Linked DNA regions of Homo sapiens: region 1 is linked to region 2. Evidence: chromatin loops called from intact Hi-C (ENCODE). Cell type or tissue: IMR-90. All regions are shown on one strand.

Region 1 (8,000 bases), 500 kb after region 2:
TAATCTCCTGGACACAGAATAACTTTTTATTTCAGAGGTACAACATTGTTTAAAATCTAATGATGTAGCGACATATTGGAAATAACATTTTTAAAAAACCAAATATCCACTAAAATTTAACTACGCTGTTGATCTAGCTGCCAAATATTTTATCCAAAGAAAAGACATTTGTCATGAGATTTCTTCCATGGGTGGGTAGTTCATAACTGCACAGATAATGACTACTATGTTGCAATTTGCTGTTGCCTGAAGAGTGGCAAGATTGTTGAGCCAAACACAAAGCAAATTCTAATTTTATAATCTCAAAATATTCAAAGCAAAAATACTGTTTTCTTCGAATTGAAAAAAATATATTGATGGAATAATACTTTGTACAGCTGAAGACATATTTGAGCTCATAAGTCAAAAGAATTTTCCCTAGCCAAAATTGATATAGAGAGACCATCATATAGATTACCTCTTCAGAAAATATTTGAATTTCAAAGATAAAGAAAGAATGCGAATAATCAATAAACACTCAAAAATACATCTGGTTTCAGACATTTTCTTTGTTAAATTAAAAGGAACATTTTACTTCTTTCTAAACCAGGCAATTAAAAATCCTCTACAGTTTTTTAAGTAAAATTACAGGTTTATTACGAAGTAGGCTGTTGTTGAATTGCAAAAACAATGGAAAGATAAATGTCATAAGAATGAATTCCAACTGAGAGAGAATTACACTAAAATAAGTTGAGTGGGAAAATAGTCATAAAAGTTGGTTGAGCAAAGACATTGCTGCCTTGCTCAACTTTCTGAAGATGAAGATGGGTACTACAAAAATGAAGACCTTAGAAAACAGTTACAATCTTGAAACAAATTACAAGGAAGAGCTGCCACATTCAGAAAGAATAGGTCCGAATTCAGCAAGCCAAGTACAAATACAGGCCTCCTCTGACCTTGGCAGAATTCTATCATCTCCAAAATCAGCTTTTTTTGAACACGAAAAATGAATAACAAATTGTACCTTTAACAATTAAACCAAGCAAGCCCAGGATGGTTTTGAATGCAGCCCAACACAAATTCACAAACTTTCTTAAAACATTATGAGACTTATGCCCAGATCTTTTTTTTTAAGCTTATCAGCTATTGTTAGTGTTAGTGTATTTTATTTGTGGCCCAAGACAATTCTTCTTCCACTGTGGCACAGGGAAGCCAAAAGATTGGATACCCCTGAATTAGACATTACTCATAACAATTGTTCTGAAAAACGCATGACACATATACACAAACACATCTATTTTTACCGTAGTATTATTTCAGTTATAAAAAAATAGATTCATCAAGTTCATTTCAGTCATGATTATTTAATTAATAACAAGAAAGTGCTAGTCACTCAAGCTTTCCTAAGCAATTGTGCCATTCAGTGTGTATTTGTTGGGTAGGTGGGGGTCAGAGGAAATCTTTCCAGACAATTTTCTAGTAAAGGCTGTTGGGTTGAGCTGCAAAAACCATTTTTCTCCACCTTTCTTTTTTTCTTATTTTTAAAAATAGATTTTGGGGGTAAAAATGCAGTTTTGTTATATGCATAGTGTATATTGCACAGTGGGGAAGTATGGGGTTTCAGAGTAGCCATCACCCGAATAGTACACATTGTAGTAATTAAGTAATTTCTCATGTCTCATCCCTCATTTTTCAAAAGCACCTTATTCCCTCACTCTTCTTTCTTGATACTATTTGCTCCATTTTCTTTCTTCTTTCTGAAGTTTAGCTTCCCTTGTTTACCTATCAGCATTATATGCTTGAAAATGGGAGTTTCGTGCATAAACATTCTTCTGATTTATTAGTTTATGTATTTGAGAGGGAAAAATCCAATGTATCATTGGCCAGCTGGTCAGCGAATGGGCTATTTTCTCCCTGGGCTAAGTATCTTCCTTAGTGTCAATTATTTGGGGCAGTTAAGGTGAGGGTGTGTAATTTACACAGGCAACTGTGACCATCCTTCAACAGGTGCTGGGGTTGGGAATATGTACCAGAGATCTGAGTTTGAGTTGATTTGTCCCCCAAAAATATAAAATAAAATGATGCTAGAGTAGATCCTTGCCTAAAAGAAATGCTGACAAAAATCATCTGAGGCATTCTGCTACTTAATATTATTTTTAAATTTTACAACTGATAATTGTTGGCATATGTGGTGGACCTGTATTTCTAATGGTGCAAGTGAAAGTTCTAGGAGATATTGAAACATTTTTAAAAGTTAATTTTAATTGCACTGTGACCAGTACAGGGTAAATGCTTGTTTCTTAAATACAGTGTTTTGTATTTTGAGGCGCTTCTTTTTATAAACTCCAATCAAATATGTACTTAATTCTTTACCTTACACTTTCATATAGCACCTTCTACATACAAAAAGCTTTGTTAAGGGCTGTAGGCATTCAATAATTAGTAAGATATCTTTAAGTTGTATATACTCTGTCCACTTCTCTGACAATCAACTGCAGTTATAAGATCTGTACCTGATTTTAATGTTTTGTCACCTTGTTGAAAGCATGGTAAAAATTAAGTTTGGTATTTAATATGACTTGTCTTGCATAGAGGAACACAATAAAATTAATTCTAAAAATCTCATATTTATTGTGGAGATGTTTGTGAGGATATTGTGATATTACCAAGCATATTTATTTTATCTTAGAATTTAGTACTAGAAAAATACATGATTATTCTCTGAAATCAATAAGTTCTTGTCGCTTATTGGGAAAAGGGGGAAATTATAAATGTTGTAACTGGTTGTATTTGTCTTTCTGATTCAGCTGAATCTACAGTCACACCTAGACATTGTTCAAAACTCCTGACAACATCTACATTTTTACTATTTTTTATTCATTTTTTATTTTTTTGTATTTTTAATATCTGATTTTATACTTGATTGCATATCACTAATTTATATTCACTGCATGCACATACCTGTGAACACATACACACACCTGAATAAAAGGATGGATGGAAAAAAAGTAAAAGGAAAGAATGCAGAAAGGGAGGACAAGAAGAAGAAAAGTTATGGCAGGGGCCATAAACAGGTAACCCATGCGCTGGATCTCATCCACAGAAGTATTTTATTTGAACTGTACGATATTGAAAATAACCATAACTTAAAGTATGGCCAACACTTAAAAGATATGAAAATCATATTTTAGGTGCTCTTGAAAAATTTGAAGGCATGAGAAAATTATATTTACATTACTTCATGGAAATAGTCATAGCTCAACAGCTATTGCTTGCTTTGGGCAGGTAGGCACTCCAGTTGGTAATATTTAATGTGGTGCTGTGTTTATAATGCTAAATTTTATCCTCTTCACATATTGATGTTGCTTACTTTGCCTCTATGTAGTTAAGATTTTTACCACCCAGTTTTAATTTCGGTTTTGAGAGGACTTTCAGTGTTAAATGGTACACAGGTACATACATAGGCAGACTCCATTCATTCTCCTTTGTAATGAAGGGAGATAGATGCATAAATATCAACAATAAATAAATGAAAAGTCATGACATCCCCTATAGAGATGTGTTCCCGGCACAGTGATTTCAAACTAAATTAACATACAAGCATGGGATGATTAACTGACTTCTTATTCTACATGTGTTCAAATGGTCCACCGTCACCTAAGGTTCTCACACGCAATGCTGCATGCTGTTCTAACAGCCTTACAATGATCCATGTTTGTTCATACTTTGAGAAACTTTCAATGTATTTGCTGAGAATCAAAGATATTGTCAGCTGGAAAATAGTATGTTAATGGCAAGGAAATTCAAGAGTATAAACAAAACAGATTGGCAAGTGCCATTCAAACTGAGGACAGCACAGTATGACACTCTACTAAACAGCTATGAATAATTGGTGCTCTAGAAGACAGTGCTAAATGGGGTATGCCTGTAAATATACCATTAGGCACACTGCTATAATAGATGTAAAAAAGAGTGGGGGAATAATGGGGAAAAAAGAGAGAGATTAATGGTAGCTAGAGGCATCACGGAGATTGCATGGAGGAGAAAGGATATAAACAGGGATTTGAGCAAACTGGCTTAGGCTGATGAAAAAGATGAAAAAAATGTAGAATATTCATCACTCAGGATAACATTTTTTCTTAAGCCTAAATTAAACTTGCAGAGAGATAAACATTTATGACAATTAGGGCTACAGCCTGAAGCATTTTGGCTCACAAACTAAGTGCCTTGGTTAATGAGCAAAGATTTCCATTCCTTTGCATGCATAAATACTAAGTGCAGAATTTATCATTCACTAAATCATATCCACTTTTTTTCTGCGTTTCACCAGTGGTTGCATCAATTGTCATTTAACTGCTCTAAATAATGTGTTCTCTTCCCTGTTGTATTAAGCTATTTCTATCAACGCTAATGATTTTCTGATTTCCACATGCCAGTGATTTTTGGCAGTAACAAATGATGCCTCTCTTTTGCATGTTGCAAGTAGCTTAAATTATATTTTACATACCCATTTAAAGGATCATTAGTTAAGCTATTATCCTTGCTATTCAGGAGTGTCAAGCATTTTGTAAAGTATAGTCTAACTAAACACTACAATATTCTGTATGATTTCAATAGTTTACAAAAAAAAGTCTCTATAACTATATGTAACTTTGGCTGGAATACATCATTATACCTTCTAATTTGTTCTAATTTATTCTAATTGTTCTAATTCTAAATTGTTCTAATTTATTCACATTCTTGTGACTTCCACAAAAGGTAGTGACATTTGTATAAACTTTAAAGGGCCAAGTACTATTACAAAAAATAATAAACTTGCTTTAGTCTGAACATGCAGGTTGGTGTCCAGATGTTTACATATTACATTTTTGTGCCTTTCTTTATCTTTCATTTCCACAGACAACACTGTTTAAATAATTATGATCCACAGAAGGAAATACTTAAATGTTACTGAAAGCATTGTAATGCTTTAAAAATCCACATATAGAGGTTGTGCTCTTTTTACACTTTGGAAAACCTACCACGAATATATGTGATATAAAATGGGAGAATTTTGTTTCAACACCACTAATGACTGATACATTGGTAAGGAGTTAAGGAGTTGGCTTTGTACTCTGAGCAGAAGCAAAAGGGCAACTAAATATCTTTTGTTGAGATAAGCGTAAGTATACATGGATCTATCTTGCTCCTAATCATATATCAAATATTACACAAAATAGATATAATGCCTTATTGTAGCTATGTATTGAGAGTCCTATCTAAATGACACTGTACCACTGGAGAGGAGATATATTGATTTCTTAATATTGAGGAATGGCAGGCTTCCCCCTGCTCCATAGCAGTTTTCTTCACGTTATACAAAGTTTGGTTTGTCATAGGCATAAAAGAATAATTCATGGGGTGCTGGGAATTCTAGTATTAGCCCATAAATGGCCACTAAGACAAATAATTTAGAACCACTGTTGCATTCAAAGTTTCCAGTTACTGAGAATAACCAGTTGGAGGTTTAGCATATTGTCAACTGTTCTTCCTAACAATGAGCTGCATTAATTGCTCAGGATGGGTGGGTCCTTCTGGATATGAGATGTGACATTTACACATACAAAATTTAAAAAAAATAAGCATAAAGTCCAGTGAACATCATACAAATTTCATAGGACCATTAGAAACCATATCTGCTTTATGCTGGACCCCAGCCCATTTGTGATGTGAAAAAAAGAAAACATGATTCAGGAGGAAAAGCTAAAGATTAATAATTAATGTTTAATATGTTTTCACAGGGCTTGGATCTGATCCTTCAGCAAATCTTTAATGGTTTCAGCCACTGAACATGTTTGAAAGAGTATAGTTCTAAATAGTGAAATATAAGAATTTGATCTGAATGGGTATGAATCAGTGAGGCAGGCCATAGGGCCTGGAGGGAGGGAATCCAAGGACCTCCTAAGACTAAATCAGAAAGAAACACCTCAGCTATGACAGGAAATATCCTCTTCATTTAAATAGGGCATGCACCAAGTAACACAGGGAAACTTCTAGAGGGTACTCAAACCCCAGAAAATTCTGTAACTGGGGTCTTCGGCCCCTATGCTTGGGCCCGCTGCCACCCTGTGGAGTGTACTTTCGTTTTCAGTAAAGCTCTGCCTTTGTTGCTTCATTCTTTCTTTGCTTTGTTTGTGTGTTTTGTCCGACGCCAAGAACCTGGACACCCTCCACCAATAACAATAGGCTAAAAGTACAGGTCTGTTGAAAATTGAAAATAACATCCTGGATGGTGCAGAAAAGCATCTGAGATTTATGACTGGTGCCTCAGAAGGAACCTACCAAATAGTTGGGAGTTCAGAGGTACCACATGTAATGCAATGATTTCCTAGTGTACACTTGACCAAGGCTTCTTCCTAGCCCCTGGTACCTAATCCACCACTTTTTCCTATGAGAAAAGTGATTGTAGGTGGACATTTCTGGTGTTCTTCTGAGTTTATGTCTAAAGAGTATTTTATTTATATTGCTAGAGTAGAGATAAAAGACAGATTCATAACTTGAAGTCAGAGAGAAAAAGGCGATTGTAACAAATATAGTAAGATCGTTTAAACATTTTTTTTGGTTGTTGAGACAGCGTCTCCCTCCCATCACCCAGGCTGGAGTGCAGTGGCATGATCATGGGTACAGCCCACTGTAACCTTGACTTCCTGGGCTCATGTGATTCTTCCACCTTAGCCTTCTGAGTAGCTGAAAGTACAAGTGTGCACTGCCATGCTTGGTTAATTTTTTTTTTTTTTTTGTATTTTTAGTGCAGGTGGTGTTTTGTCATGTTGCTCAGTCTTAAATGCCTCGTATTTTTAAGTACAATCTAGTTATGAGCAATGGATAAATTTAATGTTATGATTTGGCCCCACATTTAGCTTGCCATACTCCTCAGTTTCTACCTGAACAGGCTGGGACATGTGACCCAACCTTGTTTGCATTTGAATTTCAGGCACAGGTCTGGCTAACACTAATATGCTACTGCTGTCTCTAGTATACCTTATACATTATACACCTTTCCTGCGTTTTTGCTTTGCAGCTGGATTCACACATTTTATTGATATGTTGGCTATAATAATCATTCTCCCTAAAGCTATTTCAATGAAGGGCATATCCACTGGAAATAATAACATCACTATAAAGAAGGAGAAGAAGAAAGAGGTAGAAAAGAAGGAGGAAGAAGAGGAAAAATGTGGGAGAAAACAGCGACAACATCAGCTTCTGTTTATGTGCCATCATGTGATATAGGCTGACATAAACACACAAAAAATTGTCTCGTTCAGTCTTAACTTTATAAACTAAAAATTTAAGTCTGTGTAAATATTATCTTGGAATGGAAAATAGTATCTTGCACGCTGAAGAACAGAATCTGAATGTGTGATCAGTGCCGGAAAACATGTTAGAGATAAGGAAACAGGCTTTGCAAGGCCAAAGCCACTTGCCCAACATAATACCCAATCGTGAATATCGAAGCCAAATTTAAATCCAGCTTTGCCTGCCAAGGCACCATCTTGAAACCGTTTGTTATATAGCACTGCCTTCCCAAACTCTTAATAGCTAAATAAAACTATTTTCACGCTATAAATAAACTAATTAAATGTTATAATTTTTAGAAATATAAAAATAATTTTAACTTATAGCTTCAAATTTTCTTCATTAGTTCTTGGTACAAAAGATGAGAAAAATCTAAACGTTGTTCGCTTTTGCACCCCCTAGTGGAAATGTTAACATGAAGAAAATGACCGAATAATAACTTGAACAAGGAAAATAAAATGGCCAAGTATTTTTCATAAAATTGGCCAGTTGATTTGTAAGAGTTGAGTAGAATACTTTTTGGTTTTGTAATTATAATTGGCAACCACTTAAAATTATTTTCAAGGTTCTTTAGGACTTTGTAAATAACACTATATGTACATCTAAACCTGTATCTATCTTACATGTATATAATATACATATGCATACATACATACTATGGAAGGTGAATGAAGATACTAAACTGA
Region 2 (8,000 bases):
AATAAGCACATCATAGGGAATGGGAGAGCCCTCCCCCCAGGCATTTATTCTTTGAGTTCCAAACAATCCAGTTACATTCTTTAACTTATTTAAAATATACAATTAGGTTATTATTGACTATAGTTACACTACTGTGCTATCAAATAGTAGGTCTTATTTATTCTCTTTTTTTCATAGTATACAATATGCTTTTTGGGACTGTATTGTATATTTTACCAGATTTGGAAGATCCCTATTTTCTTTCTGCTTCTTCAATTACATACACAGTAGATAGCATAATTGTTTTTCCTATAATTCACAGATGCATACATCTATTTTCTAGTATTTTTCCTTTCTGTTCTTATGTATATTTCATGTCTTCTGATCTGTCTTTAAGCTTACTGAATTATTTCTTGTGCACTATCTAATCTTGACTGGCGCTGCACAGAAAAATTTTCATTTTAGATATTTTAATTCTTGGTTGTTGAATGGTTATTTGGTACTGTTTTGTATTTTTCATTTATCTGTTGAGCTTCTCCATTGGTCATTTATTTTGTATACTTTTTCATTATAACATTGAACATTTTAATAATAGCTGTTTTAAAGTTCTTGGCAGGTCATTCTAACATACACAGGATGTCTGAGACTATTTCCACTGACTACTTTTTCTCATAATGATGGTTCATCTTTTCTTTTGGGGGAGTGCAGTATAGTTATTATAGTGATAGTCTCAATCTTGTGGATACTATATTTTCAGAGTATAAATTATGTTTTATTTCTTTAACAGTTACTGAGTTGTACAGATTTATCCTGTTGAAGAGTGACTTTAAGCCTTTTTAGACTGAGTTTAAACTAGACTTACTGGTGAGGTTTGACCTTCCTATAGAATAGACTGAATCCTTGGTGAGTTTAGAAAGGCTTTTTTCCAGTCTCGATAGTCTGAAAACCAATGTCTTCCAGCAATGCATATTTATTTATTTGTTTATTATTTTCAGTTCACAGACCTTCAGTAGCTGTTCTCCGTCCTGTCTTGTAGTGTTTCACGTGCACATGAGTCACTGGCTAAAGACTTAAGTGTAACCTTATGCCAATTTTTAAGATTTTTTCTCTGAATGGATTTCTTGTCTCCACTATACTGTCCTACAGATTCTAACACCCTCAATGGCCCCAAATTTTGATTTCTATTTTCTCTAGTCGATGGGATCCTTGGTTTCTGTTTATTTGGAAACTTTCTCCACCTAAAAAGCAGCCATGAAAGTTGAATACGTCTTGTGCATTTCACACTTCTTAAGGATCTCCTTCATAAGCTGCCTATTATTCCATATCTGAGTATACTGTCTGCATAGATTTTGTCCAGGTTTACAGTGTTTATGCAGGTAAGACATTCCAATTGCTCCATCATAGTTAAAATTAAAATCTGTCCATATTAATATTTTTGGCATTGTTTCTGTCATGAGACATTTGACTTAATAGTTTCACCTCTTATTTGACTATTCCAGCTGCTCTTTAATACATTTCTCTTTTTGAAATAAAGCTCAGAGTTTTGCTTATGCCATATTAAATTCATATTGAAACGCACACTATAAGCCTTTCTAAATGCCTAAGATAAATCTAATAATTTTTGGCATGTGAGGAAAAGCAAATAGAAATTAAAATTATTTACATGCATTTTTCATTTAAAAAATTCCCTGAAAGTGAGAGACTATATTCTTTCCTAATTACTATTTGGCAATTGAAACAACTCAATGTCATACCATTTTAGAAAGAATAATACGTGAATGACAGGACTTTTAAGGGAACTACTGGTGGTCACTGTAAAATATCTTGAAATGTACAGCGTAAGTTTATCAAGTCAAATAAAAATCTGGTGGTGCATATGTCTTTATTGCCTGCCATGGTATATAGCAAAGTTCAAGAATCATTGATATTCATTGGCTGAGTGATGGAAATAAAGTCAAGAGCTCACACTACTGGAATACTATCAGTTTCTACAATAGAGGAATCATTCCTTATCCCATCTGTCAGAGCCTGCTCAGCAAGAATTTAGAGAATTTGAATGGAAGATGAAGTGAAAGTGACACAATGAATTCTGTGTATTATATAATACTCAGGTAATATGCCTTTATTTGGAAACGGGAGACTGAATCGAATCATAGGCTCAGCGTGGTGGCTCATGCCTGTAATTCCAGCATTTTGGGAGGCCAAGATGGCAGGATTGCTTGAGGCCAGGAGTTCAAAGCCAGCCTTGTCAACATAGTGAGACTGTTTCTACATAAGAAAAATGAAAAAGAAAAAACTAGCCAGGTATGATGGCATGAGCATGCAGTCCCAGCTATTCAGAATACTGAGGCAAAAGATCACTTGAGCCCAGGAGTTCCAGGCTGTAGTGAGCCATGATTGCGCCACTGCACTCCAGCCTAGGCAACAGAGCAAGACCTTGTCAAAGAAAAGAAAAAAAAAAAACCCAAACAAACAAACAAAAATCCCCAAACACAGACCCATGTACACGAGAGCTATAGAAAATATAAAAATAATGATAATATAGCCCAATTCCTTCTTTTAACAAAGGAGAAAAGCAGGATAAGAAAGACATCATAGCCTAAGAGGGACAGGAAGTTTGGTGTGAGATAGTTCTAATATATAATGTTAACTGCACTACTTACTAGCTATACTGAATCACACAAGTCCATTAATATCTCCAGGATTTAGTTTCCTCATTCCTAAAATGTGTGCTGCACTGTTAAACTTACAGACTTATTATGAAGAAGAACACTCAAGTACTTGGAATTCACTTGGAAAGAAGTCCAAACTTTAAAAAAATTATATTTTCTTTCTATTTTCTTTGCCCAAAGACACATCATAAGTAATTGGCAGTCAGCTTCACAATTCAGACCCAGTGTTCTTTTTATACACACACTGTACTCCACAATGGATCAAAATCTTTTGCTATTTAGCAACTCGCCAATAAAGGACACAGACAAGTGATACAGGTATACATATTTCTAATACGTATACGACAAAAATAGCATTATATAGTGAAATTGCAAAAATTTTGTCGCAAGAAAAATTTTGAGTACTTTTCAAAGGACCTACTTCTACGTTTACAAACAATTTTTCGTGTCTGATTAATGAGAAACTTTGGAAACAATTTAATCTATCCAAGGATGTGAATGTTAGTTTCTATTTTTCAAGCCTGATTACAGAAGAACTTCTAAAGCAGTTTAATCTGTTCAGGGATGCTAAACAAATATGTCAACATTCATTTTGCATTTATGTCTGTAGCAGTTAAAGGAAGAAATGTGGAAATACACAGAATTTCGTATTTTCTCTCCGTCTTTTCTTTTTTAAGAACTAAGAGACTCCAGTGCATTTTATTTTCTATAGAGGATTCAAACTCCTAACTGAAATAAATTCATTTCAGATTGAAGTTTTTAGTAGCTTTACCAAGCAGTTTATGGGTTGGCACTCTGCCACAAAGTGATCTATAACCTCATAGTTCACTATTATGCAAATACAAATTTGGCAAGAAGACATGTGTTCTATGATTTTTCTCTAAGGATAATCACAAATTTCAAATTTCAAATACAAAATTATGCTTGACATTTAATTTGAACATGGCTTACTTTTAAAAATAAATAATATAAAATCTGTCCTGTTGTACTTTGGTTGAGAAAGGGTTTTTCTTTTTGTGTATTTTCAGGTTTAGTGCTTTATATCTGCAGGACATATGACTCTCAGACACATATACTTACATGTGCCTGCTGGATATATACATAATTTTGAAGCTTCTCTTGAGAGAAACATAAGACATTGTTTCAATAGAAACAGAGCAGGTTAGAAAAATTATTCTCAGTCAGTAGACACGTCTCAAAATTGTTAAAATTCGTATGTCCAATCATCATTAATTATACAAAATGAGGCTGACAAGCTCACATGCATTCAACCGTGTTGTACAGGGAATTATTACTGATGAATGACAGATGAAACGTAATGAAGATTGGATGTGAGTAATTAATCCAGGAAAGGTCCACTTTAGGAAAAAAGTTGTTCTTTCACTCTTCTTAAACTTAGCCAGTAGGGGTCAGCACAACAGCTGTGGTGGATAACATTTCCCTTTGCTCTTGTATCCACAGAGCTATTCTGATGTAGATATGGCCCATTGTCAAATCTCAGTGGTGTCAAGTCATGCTGAACAATAGTTTTAATAAGTTTTAATATCCGGAAATATACCAAACACTGTGGACTATTTACAGTTTTTCTAACAATCAAATGCCTTTATTTCAATGGTCTGGGTAAATGAAACAAACTTTATTTCAATGGTCTGGGTAAATCAGCACACACATTAAACAAGATGTATTACTTAAAATTCTTTGCAAGTTTGTAGATTGTTTTTGGGAGGATTTTCAATATCAAATTAAATTGCATAATAAATCACCTCCAAAGAATTCACTGAGTTTATAATGTAGAATAATGAAATGTGCAATATATGAAGTGAAACATCTCATATTTTAACCTTTATGCTAAGTGAAAGTAGCAGGTAGAGGTAGAACTGTGTTTATAAAAGTGTTTTCCTAAGGTATTGAGAGGAAAATGCAGGCCTAGTGTGACATATTATTTATTCCCTAGACTCTGTTTGCCACATGCCAAGTAAAATTCACTATATTGCCAACTTGGTTGAATTTTCTCTCACTGAAGCAGTCAGGGTCAGAATCATATGAAAGAATGCCATTTGGTATGGTTTAAAGGATTTCAAAGGCCAATCCAAAAATATATTCTCCACTTCATATCATTGTAACTGACATTGCAATCATTTCTAAGTCTCTGTGCTAAGTTGATTGCCTATCCATTCACTCATGTTTCCAATCGTGTAACCATTTATTCATTCACTGTCCACTCATTCAGACATACATCCATTTATGCCTCAGCACATCTATTTATGCCTGTATTCGTTTTTAAATTTAACAAAATTTGCATAGTGTGCTTGCATGATGAGGGATATAGCAAGAAAGCAACAACAATAACAAAAACTGCCAAAGTCCCTGCCCTCATGGAACTTAAAGTCTAGAGAAGGATTCGGATAGTAAATAAATAATTTTAATGTAGCATGTTCAATGAAATGAAATGTACAGTGCATCCAGGAATTGAGAGACAGCGTGAAAGGCCTGCGTAGAACTTCTTGATGAAAAGATGTGTAAGCTGAGGCCAAGAAAATGGTTATATGGAACCAAGTTCAAGGAGGGAAGACATGGGTTGGGAGGAAAAAAGACAGTCAAGATTTCTGTAACTTTTTTCAAACTATCTATATAATAATCATCATCATCAATGTTGACTGTAGTCTTCTCTATCCCTGCAATATCAAACTATTTCCTTAAATACTAAAATTAATTATGACAATCTTTATTTTTACAGATGAGAGGACAGGAGAAGAGAGGTTATATGGTTATGTGTCCAAAATCATGGCCTGTGTGGTTTTGATCCTGTCATCATGTTGCTAACTGGTTATTACAGAAAACCAAATACCACATGTTCTCCCTTATATTTGGAAGCTAAACAGTGAGAACACATGGACCCAAAGAAAGGAACAACAGACACTGGGGCCTACCTGAGGGTGAAGGGTGGGAGGGGACTGAAAAACTACCTATTGGGTACTATGCTTATTACCAGAGTGACAAAATAATTTGTACACCAAACCCCCCTGACATGCAATTTACCTATGTAACAAACCTGCATGTGTACCCCGAACCTAAAATCAAAGTTAAAAAAATAAAAATAAATGAAATCATGGCCTGAACAACTCTGAAGCCCACCATTGCCACTCTTTACCACTGGCCTCTTTTGAAAGGCTCACAATATCGAGTTACCCTAAACAGCCAAGCCTGATAGTTCTCTGGCTTTTACATTCATTTTCTGGCAGGTTTCTAAAGTTATACAAGTCTAGGATTGTAATGTTAGGCCCTCGAAAGCAGGTGTATGTGAGAGCCTACTCTATCATGGTGTGGTATAAGGGGGAGGAGGTTGGAGGGATTCATATGAATTCTGAGGGAAAGTAGGGAGGTTTTAGGCTGGAGGAATAGTGTGAGCTTAAGAGAAGTACTGTTCACAATGGGAAGTATAGAAAGATGAAACAAAGCCACACCTACCTACTTGTTTTGCCTTAAGCATAACTGCAACTTAAACAGTCTACTTTCTAATGGAAACTGGTTGGTACTACAATAGTACACTTTAATTGTAGTGAAATACAGCATTTTCTACACTAACTTAAAATTTTCAAAGACACATAATTTAACGTAACACCAAACAGGTAAAAACTAATTTAGGAGAAACCTAAATTATTAAGACATAATGAATTCATAGATATAGGTGTAGATAATACAGCTATAACAATAGCTATGTATAACATATATGTAGCTGTAAGATATAGATAACATCATGAGCTACGTAGATATCAGTTGCATAGTGGAATGAGGAGAGCCAGCACACCCTGATTGAAATTCTGACTCTTTTACTTTCTAATATTTGACTTTAGGTAAATCATATCATTCCACCAAGCCTCAGTTTTCATGATTGTAAAGTGTAAATATAAATTCCTATCTGAAAGAGTTTAATTAAAAATATAGATAGATGTAAGAACATAGTTCAGTATCTATTATCTTTGTAACATTCAATATCTGACAAATAATATTATTACTGTAAATTTACCAGCCTTCCACTGAGCAAGGTGCCATCAACCTTAATGAAAGTAAGCGTATAAAATAAAATATTTGCAACATTTCCCTTTACCTGTCTCATAAACATACATAATCCCTGTCTCTCTTATATATATATATGCATATCCAGAATATATGAGGAACTAGGATTCAATAGAATAAAGACAATTGATCTCATAAAAATATTAAAAAATGAACATCAAATTTATCAAAGGAGAAATAATTCAAATGGCTAACAAGTATAAATGATTGGAAAAATGCAAATTAAAACAATGGAATATCTGAATGAGTGAAAATACCTAATGTTGACTCAGGCATAAAGAAATCAACTCTCACGTATACTTGAAACCCAATTTTTAAGTATCTATCAAAAGTTTGAAAGCACATTCTCTTTACTCAGCAATTCTGCTTCTAGATTTCTTATAGAGAAATACTTATACTCTAGGCAAGTACAAAGATGTTCACCATTCTTATTATCTATATGAAAAGGAAATATAGTAAATTCTATCAATAGAATAAAACTTTAATTTGTGTTTATTTTTAATTTTTTTTTAATACAAGGTCTCTCTCTGTCACCCGGTCTGGAGTAGAGTGACACAATGATGGCTTGGTGCAGTCTCAACCTCCTGGGCACAAGTGATCCTCTCATCTCAGCCTCCCAAGTAAGCTGGGATGACAGGTGCACACCACCATGCCAGGCTAATTTTCCCTCTCTCTATGTATATATATTTTTTGGTTGTGTGGGGGTCTCACTACCTGGCCTAAGCTGGTCTCTGACTCCAGGGCTCAAGGGACCGTCCCACTTGGGCCTCCCAAAGTGTTGGGATTACAGGCGTGAGCCACCATTCCCTGCTAATGCTTTAATAAATTATTGTCTGTAATGCAAGCTAGTATCCATGAGCTTGAAAGAGATGTAATAAAATCTATCTGCAAGTTTGCAATATATATAGTATGTATTATAGATAATTACATATAGTGTATAATATATAAAGTAATATATATATGATATATAAAAAGGAATTTCTCCAAGAGATAATTTAAACTGAAACAAAAGTACAAACCTATTATTCAAGAACATTTATGTAAAACCATACACAGATTCACACACACCCACACACAAAACCCTAAACTATATATTCTGTATTTCTGTAAATGCACTGTGAAAAAAAGCCCTGCAAAAATACACAAGAAAATAAATCTAACCCCTGTGAAGGAAGGTGAACTCCGTAGTGACAGAGGGTAAAGAGGGCATTTCATTTTTACTGTAACCATCTTTTTCATGTTAAAGAAGAATATTAAGTCATATTTCATAAT

What was found. Hi-C counts contacts between places; a loop is a spot of excess contacts. Peaks named below come from ENCODE experiments on the same cell type or tissue, not always from the same donor. Only the 100,000 strongest peaks of a DNase experiment are listed, where the experiment ranks them.
Region 1: a loop joins it to region 2, with 3 times the contacts of the local background. A loop is called at or near these places in 2 of 110 quality-filtered maps.

What each region holds. Positions count from the first base shown.
Region 1 is chr5:164,958,593-164,966,592 of GRCh38, reverse strand. All of the region lies in intron 3 of LINC03000 (long intergenic non-protein coding RNA 3000), which reads right to left. Among named protein-coding and RNA genes, the nearest start is that of LINC01938, 280 kb to the left of the region's middle. In IMR-90, no CTCF peak of the experiment used is centred here; no DNase peak of the experiment used is centred here; H3K27ac peaks cover 135 bases.
Region 2 is chr5:165,454,135-165,462,134 of GRCh38, reverse strand. No RefSeq gene overlaps it. Among named protein-coding and RNA genes, the nearest start is that of LINC01938, 210 kb to the right of the region's middle. In IMR-90, a CTCF peak has its summit at 4,059 (motif pointing right); a DNase peak (open chromatin) is centred at 2,704.